Regions from separate parts of the Mus musculus genome. Here all the other regions are linked to region 2. The links are chromatin loops, found by intact Hi-C in ENCODE. Cell type or tissue: left cerebral cortex. All regions are shown on one strand.

Evidence for each region. Hi-C counts contacts between places; a loop is a spot of excess contacts. Peaks named below come from ENCODE experiments on the same cell type or tissue, not always from the same donor. Only the 100,000 strongest peaks of a DNase experiment are listed, where the experiment ranks them.
Region 1: it touches region 2 in a loop (2.8-fold over the local background); 2 of 42 quality-filtered maps call a loop at or near these places.
Region 3: a loop joins it to region 2, with 2.7 times the contacts of the local background. A loop is called at or near these places in 3 of 42 quality-filtered maps.

The regions. Positions count from the first base shown.
Region 1 is chr6:32,633,392-32,635,891 of GRCm38, reverse strand. It overlaps Gm46956 (a long non-coding RNA gene), which reads left to right and starts at 769. Exons shown (of 7, transcript XR_001785218.1): 1 at 769-940; 2 at 1,396-1,561; 3 at 1,932-2,006. In left cerebral cortex, a CTCF peak has its summit at 2,014; DNase peaks (open chromatin) are centred at 1,331 and 2,099.
Region 2 is chr6:32,698,556-32,701,055 of GRCm38, reverse strand. No RefSeq gene overlaps it. Among named protein-coding and RNA genes, the nearest start is that of Gm32007, 43 kb to the right of the region's middle. In left cerebral cortex, no CTCF peak of the experiment used is centred here; DNase peaks (open chromatin) are centred at 695 and 1,034.
Region 3 is chr6:32,600,798-32,603,297 of GRCm38, reverse strand. All of the region lies in intron 5 of Gm46956 (a long non-coding RNA gene), which reads left to right. Among named protein-coding and RNA genes, the nearest start is that of Plxna4, 14 kb to the right of the region's middle. In left cerebral cortex, no CTCF peak of the experiment used is centred here; a DNase peak (open chromatin) is centred at 963.

The DNA of each region.
Region 1 (2,500 bases), 65 kb after region 2:
TTCTCTGTGTGGTTATTGGGGACTAGCAAAGGTTAATAAATATAGCTGCCAAATTAATCTACTGATCAAACTTAAATTAAAACAACTCATTTTCCAATGAGGACCTTTTCTGAGCTCAATTCAGTCCTGGAGACAGGAGAAGTTTCTGTCACTGGGTAAATGGTCAGGGGAGCTCCCTGGAGTATCTACTGGGCTACACCAGAGGGACTGGATCACAAGAATCTAGATTTTAAGGAATTCTAAAAGCTCAGAGGCAGCAGCTTGAAGGGCAGGTTGAAGCTACGATATGTGGAGAGTCTGGGAAGTCGTGGTGATGGGCGGCGATTGGCAGCAGGCCAACAGCAATCACCTCAATGCCTTCTCAGGTAACTAGAATCTCAGGCCACCTTCCTCCTATGGCACATAAGGCATAATACTTGCAGTTTGTTTCTTCTCTGGCCACTGAACTGGGTGATCCTTCAATGCAGAGACTATGTCTTAGTCATTCTCCCTGCACTTCTCGTGCTTATAGGGAAGAGGGGCAAACAGCCACAGACCCAAGACTGGTAGCCCAGATGCCTATGTAAAGGAACGATGTTACCTCTCTCTTTGTACGTTCCTGCAGGATAGTATGTGTCCAGCTGTCTTGTTACAGCCTCCAGTGTGGGGTGTTATGAATGTCTATCATGCCCCTTTGGGGGGGGTGCTGCTGCTGCTGATAGTGATGATGATGATGATGATGATGATGATGATGTGATAGATTACATATTTTCCTCTTTTCAGAACACAATGCATCTGAGCTTTACTGGGAACACAGGAGGCCTAATCAATAAATGTGAGTAAAGTGCCCTGATTGGAACCTCAGGCTAAAAGTGGCCACAGGCTCCAGGGACATTCCTACTACATAGCAACTACAGCTATTATAGCTATGAAGAGCTCCATGAAGACTCTTCCATCAGAGGTAGATACAATTCCTATCTCCTAGCCCCGTCATTATACTTTAGAACCAGCCATCTCTCCATCTATTAAATCCCCTCCCCCATTTCCCAGCCACTCAGATTTATAGCTGCTTTTCAGTTGTGTTATTTGCTGTTTCTAGAGAGTTGGGGTGAGTCCTGTCTGCCCCAGTGGAGTGGTAAGAGACCAGGGGTGGGGAGTTTAGTGATGAGAAACAGGGAAAGGTAGCAAGGCTGCTTTCCCTTAGACAAGTTGAGGCACATGGGCAACTTCTCCAGACTCTCAAGCTGGGATGGACTGCTCATGCTTCAAAAATCCATCTGCTGTGGGCAGGGGGAGGCCAGCTGCTGCTAGCTGAAGTGCTCCAGGCGTGGGATTCCCCACTGGCTGGATTACTGAACATCTTTGCTTTGGTTAGCCTGCTTACACTCTTCCTTTCAGTCTGCTTTCTCTCCTCAGCCATCTGAACATCGAACATCCTTTTCCATTGAGTTGGTGATTCAGAAATCGTCCAGGATCCTGACTGATATGAGGTTCACACCATCTGAAATGCCAACTTTTATCACCTATAACCATAGATGTGAGAGTGGATTTCTATATAAGCTCATCCCACGACACATTCTTGGTGATTTTTTTTGTCTAAATCTTTATTTCTCATAGTATTTATTTTTAAATATTTATTTATGATTTTACTTATGAATATGAGAGTATATGTCCACCACAGGAATGCAGCTGCGTGAGGAGTCTAGAGGGCACTGGGTCTCCTGCAATTGGGGTTCTAGGTAGTTGTGAGCATCATGATGTGAGTGCTTCGCAACAGGACTAAATGCTTTTAACTGCTGATCTCTCTCTCCAGACTTTATTTATGTCTTTTAAAAGTCACTTTATAAAGTCAATGACGGATGATTCTAAATATATGAGGATTTAGGAGTTGCTTTCTGATTAATAACACTTTGCCATGTAGCAAGCCCTGTCTCTTCCCTAATTGATTTCAGACTAAAGGGAGGGCTTCCTTGTGAATCAGGATGGTTTCATGTCAGCGGATTCCAGGCCCTCTGCTGACAGCCTCGGTGAGTTTGGATGTTCGGCTTATGCTGCAATAATGCTTGTTTTATAACATAAATCTGTTCCAGCACAGCTGATGGATCGGGGAGTGATTTGAGCATAGCACGATTTTCACGTCGACTCATGTGTGATTTAGCCTGTGAGAAACACTAGGTGAACAGAGAAAGTTGCAAACAGCTGAACCAAACGGCATCAGGATGTATCCGAGGCACATAACTGCTTCAGATACCAACCCGAGACCTCAGCTCGCTTGGCACTATAATCTGCAACCATCCATAACCAGGTTTTTTATTTCATATTTGATGTCAGGTAAATTTTCTCTTTAGTCAGGATCTTGAGTATCCTCAGGGTGGATCTATTGAGACATTGTGAAATCTTTGAGGGGTGGGGCTTAAGGAGAGGTTCTTAGGTCATTGGCAGCATGCCTTAGAAGGACATACTGTGATCCCAGAGTCTTCTGGGCCATAATGAGAGCACTTTTGCTCCACGATAACACTTG
Region 2 (2,500 bases):
GTCATTGCAAGTTCTTATCAAGAGTCTGTTTCTGTATCAGGTCTAGAAGGTAGGGTCACAGAGCTCTCAGGCGTGGTTTGCACAACAGCATCACAGGGGTTAATTGTACATGTTGGCTCTGCCAGCTCTCACATGTGTTTGGTCACACATCAGTCTAGGTTTTGCTGTGCCAGTCCTTTTTAAAAAGACCTGATGGGCACATCAGAAAGCATGGCATAAAGGAGCTTACCATTCACTGTGATTGACAGCAAGGGGTGGCTGAACCCCACCAATTGAAGGGCCCCCAATAGGAGATGATTCTCTAAACTGCCCTTGGACTCGAATCTGCAACATGAACTCCTGGAGTTTTTTATCCTGACACACAAATGTACAACCTGCAGCCCTTATAATCATGCAAGTCAGTTCCGAAAAGCAGCCTCCCCCTCTCTCTATCCTTATCTCTAATATGGACATTATACAGCAGGGATATGATCATGCCAGTGACATAGATGGGAAAGTGAGAGAAACTGCCACCACAATCAGAAGCAAATATGTCCATTCATCTATATGCCCTACATTTCCCAGACCTCTGTGCATTGAGGTTGGTCATCTGACAGGACCATGGGCATAGGGACACATTAGAAGTGTGTCTGCCTTGGGACTGCCCACTCTCTTTGTGTTTCCACCGAGTGGGTAAGTAGACCTGGAGGAGGTGTCTGAGAAGAAGCCTTTAAATATCAGGAGCCTTGGTTCCCAAACTGTTCTACGGAAGGCCAGCTCCACGGAAGTAGGCTGTATGTACACAAGAAATACATCCTTATGGTAGGAAGTCGATTAGACTTTGAAGTAGTTGGTAGCAAATGGTATACATTGACAAACCATAGTCTAAAGTATCCCAGCCAGCAATGGGCAATTGGGAGTCCAACTCCAGAAATCTGGCTTGTTCCTTATAAGTTTCTCTACCAGGCAGCTTACTGGGCTGGTGTACTGGGCCTCAGTGAGACAGTGGATCACAGACTTGGCCCTTGGAAGCTTCCCCAGGGATGATAGTTACTTGTCTAGCAAAGGTTTTATTTCAGACAATGACTCAACAGTGACTCATAATACTGTTGTGAGCAAAATGGAATATCACAGATCAGCCGATGGGTTCCTTACTGGTTGCAAATCATCCCCAAGATATGTTGATTAATGAGTGGATGTCAACTAGAATGTCCCTTGTGCTAGGTCATAAAAAGCTTGCCTGTTCCCCCAAAGATCCATATGACATGTCTGTTTTCTTTGACTTTTTTATCCTGATACATGAAGGCATAAGAGGAGTGCTTAGCCAAGTGATAGATGAAGCAACGCTAGATAGGCGAGCTAATATGCTAGATGACAGAATGAACATTCAAAAAAGGTCTGGGCAGGCCAGAACAATGGGCTGAAACTAACAAGATAAAATGTAAGAGGTATAAATCAAAGCCCTGCCTTCAGTTTAAAAATTGAGTAAAGACTGGGTATGGGCTGTTCCGTACAATAGCAGCCCATGTATGAAAGAGTCCTGGGACTCTTGTTGTCTATTAGATGGATGTGAACCAGGAGAATGGCAGCCTTTTTAAAAATGATGAGCACTGGAGGCTGCATTCACGGAGTCATTGTGCCCAGACCCCAGTCTTGCATGGGAATGTATACTGATTGCTCAGTATGTGATGGGCATTGTGCTGGCTTCTGGAATAGACCAGTGAATGGCACACATCAGCCCTGCCCTCAGAAAACTGATGTTTTTCTTTTTAGTGATAGAGTTATTCTTTGAGCTGCAAGTAGGTCATAAGATCTCACAATCATGTGATGTGAGGAATGGTCTGGAAAACCAGGAATGAGAGAGATTTAGGGACACTTTAGAAATACAAAGAATCGCATCTTCTTACAAGCGTTACATACATTGAAGAGGGAGAGAGAACAGTAGTTAAGAAAATAGGGTGGGCCTAGGGGGTTGGGACTATCTTCTTGTTCTTTCCATTCATCTCCTCCAACAATTCCAAAGGTAGATATTATTTTTCCATTTCAGACATGAGCAAACAAAGGCTAGAGGCTAAGCCAGTTTGGATATGCTTTCAGAGCAGACAAGTGTCTAAGACAGGATCTAATGGCATCTCCGCTCATCCAGAGCTCCTTGTTCTTTTCTGTTTATCACCTGACTCAGCTCCCACCTGTGATGGAGGAAGACATTTCTAACATCTGCAGTGCTATGCTTCCTTCCTTGGGGATGTTCTCTGCAGAAGCTGTGAGTCTCCTGGGACCTCCCACAAAGGGTTTCTCCACTGATGCCTAGGGGGTAGTGGCAATGGAGGAGGCAGACTTGTGGATCATGACCTAGATGCTCCTTTAACAGAGAAGCTACCTCTAGCAGCTACACATCACCTACTTCAAATAGCTGATGCCTGCTCATCCTTCTGGCTTTAACCCAATATCACTAAGAAGTCTTTCCTTCTTCTCAGCATGCATTAGGTGCCTCCATGATGGACTCTTACCACGCCACTGG
Region 3 (2,500 bases), 98 kb after region 2:
GCAAACTTGTTTGAAAGAAGAGAACCTGAACTGGTAATGCCACTGAAGGGCTCCCTGATGGAGAAGAACTGGTTAGAGAGAAGTTTCCCAAGGCCCATTCCCCAAAAGCATGGAAGCCACTCTAGTTGTAGTAGAAGGGGCCAGAGTACATCTTAAATTAGCACAGTGCTTGGCAACATTGTCTAGAATTGTAATGCTGGTCTTATAGATATTCAGAATTCAAGATTTCTAGATCATAGAGGCTTACCCCAAGGTTCCAGAAAGAACTGAGACCAGGTAACCTGTGTGAGGTTGTGTTTCCTACGAGAAGGCATTAACATTGCATTGTGCACAAATATGAAGGTAAATCCCAAATTATACTCGAGACCCCAGGATGTTGGAGGGAGGTACCAGGCCTGTGGAACAATGAGGAAAGCTGCAGGATTGGAGCTTGCCCAAGTAAGAAGCGCTGTGTGTTGCAGGTGGCAAAACTGGAGAGGCACAGCTACCCAAGTCTGTAGGAGCCTAGAGGATGTTAGCACAAGCCCAGATGTCTGGCATGGAGCTATTATTGTATTTGGGTAGTATGTTATTTCATAGGGGCTTGTAGTTAAGATCATGTATTCTTACTTAGAGGAAACATTGAACGTTACTCTTAAGACTTTGGGGACTTTTGAAAATGAACCAAAAATGAGATTTTTATTGTAAAATCAGCATGAGACTTTAGGGACCAGGGGTAGAATGTTAGGATTTAAAGTGACATGTTTGGGTGCCAGGTTGACAAGGGGTGGACTTGTGATGATTGGTCTTGATTACCAACTTAACATGATTTGGAATCACCTAGAAAACACTTCTCTACGAATGTCTGTGAGAGTCTTTTTAGGGATGTTTAACTTTAACAAGAAAACCCATTGAGAATGTAGGCAACACCACCTCCTAAACAGGGAGTGTGGGAGTGTGTCACAGACTGAATAAAAAGAAGAGGAGGAGGAAGCCAGCTGAACTCTAGCATCCATCTCTCTCTGCTTCTGACAATAGACACAATGGGACCATCTGCCCCCTGTTTCCATTGTCTTCGCTACAGCAACTCTTGCCACCATGCTTCCCCCATCATGATGGACTGTGTTCCCAAACTCAACTCCAAATGACTCTTTTCTTAGATTCTATTGGCTAAATGTTTGCTATAGTAATGGGAGATTGATGAATAGAATGGATTGGTTTTTAGGAAACCAGGCTGGGTTCACTCAGCATAAGAAATATTAGAACCCAATGATCTTTCTAGTATGATGGCTGATTTCTCCCAACTCAGCTCTGTGCTCTGCAGTTATGGGACTCTGTGTATTTGTATGTCTCTTATGGCTGTTTTGTTCCCTTTTCTTTTGTAGTTGTGCCTATACTGACCCTCTCATGGGTCCCCTAATTTTCTTCCTTTGGTACTATTATTTCCCTATACATCTTACCTCAGCCTTTGTGCCAGTTCTACCCTCTATTTTCTGTGACCTTTCCCCAGCTAATTCTTTATTATTCTTTAAGTCACAGCTCAGAGGTTGTCACTTCAGAACCATTTCTCTACCCTGAGAACCTCTTCCCTTTCTCTATCTCTACCATGCTTTCTTTTTCTTCATAGAACTTACCACCAACAGAAGATGCTCACTCGCTGACCAGTGTCTCTTCTACCTAGAATGTGTAACAGAGGAGCAAGGACCTTGTCTGCTATGGGTTCCACTTCATTCCTGGTACAAACACTTGCCACATCACAGGTTCTTGGGCATATTTCCACAACAAACAAATAGAAGAAAGGATGAATGGACCTGCTTCTGTGAGCCCTTGGCTTCATTCCACAGAGGAGCATTTCAGTGTTTATGAAACAAGGGTACTCAAGTACAGCAAATCCGTTTCCCATGCCAAGAGCTAAAAGTGCACTATCATCAACTTTCCACCATTTCACATCTTAACCTTAGAAGAGCACACATCATTGTCATGATTTCTTGTGGAGGTGAGCCTTATTTTTCTTTTTTAAATACTGGAACAACAGAAACAGGACTGGTAGGTTTTTCAGAAGGAATAGTTACAATGTGAACATGACTGTGTGACAGCTGTCTCTTACAGTCCCTCACTCTCGCATGGGTCCTCACGTCTCAGTCTCAGGACACTGTGCTTACAAGCTTACTGTCCCTGCCACCGCCCCTACTCACCTGAAAACCCTGAGGGGAGTGACTATGGCTGAGACAACTTTGATCTGTAGCACAGCGCCCTATGGTAGGCATCCCATGAATGTTGCTTGAGCGGATGATTCTGAACATGATATGAGTTATGCAAACTGTCCTGTTGGCATACTTTCCTCTACACTGACAATGAAGTAAAAAATCCTTATGGCCCCATGAAAATCTGTGATCTTTGGAAGATATTTTTATCATTGCCACCACTTTATCCTCTCTTCCTTTCCCTCAATTCCTTTCATCCTCCTTATCCCTTATGCCTTCCTTTCTCACTCCATTCTTCCCTCCCTCCCTCCTCTGAC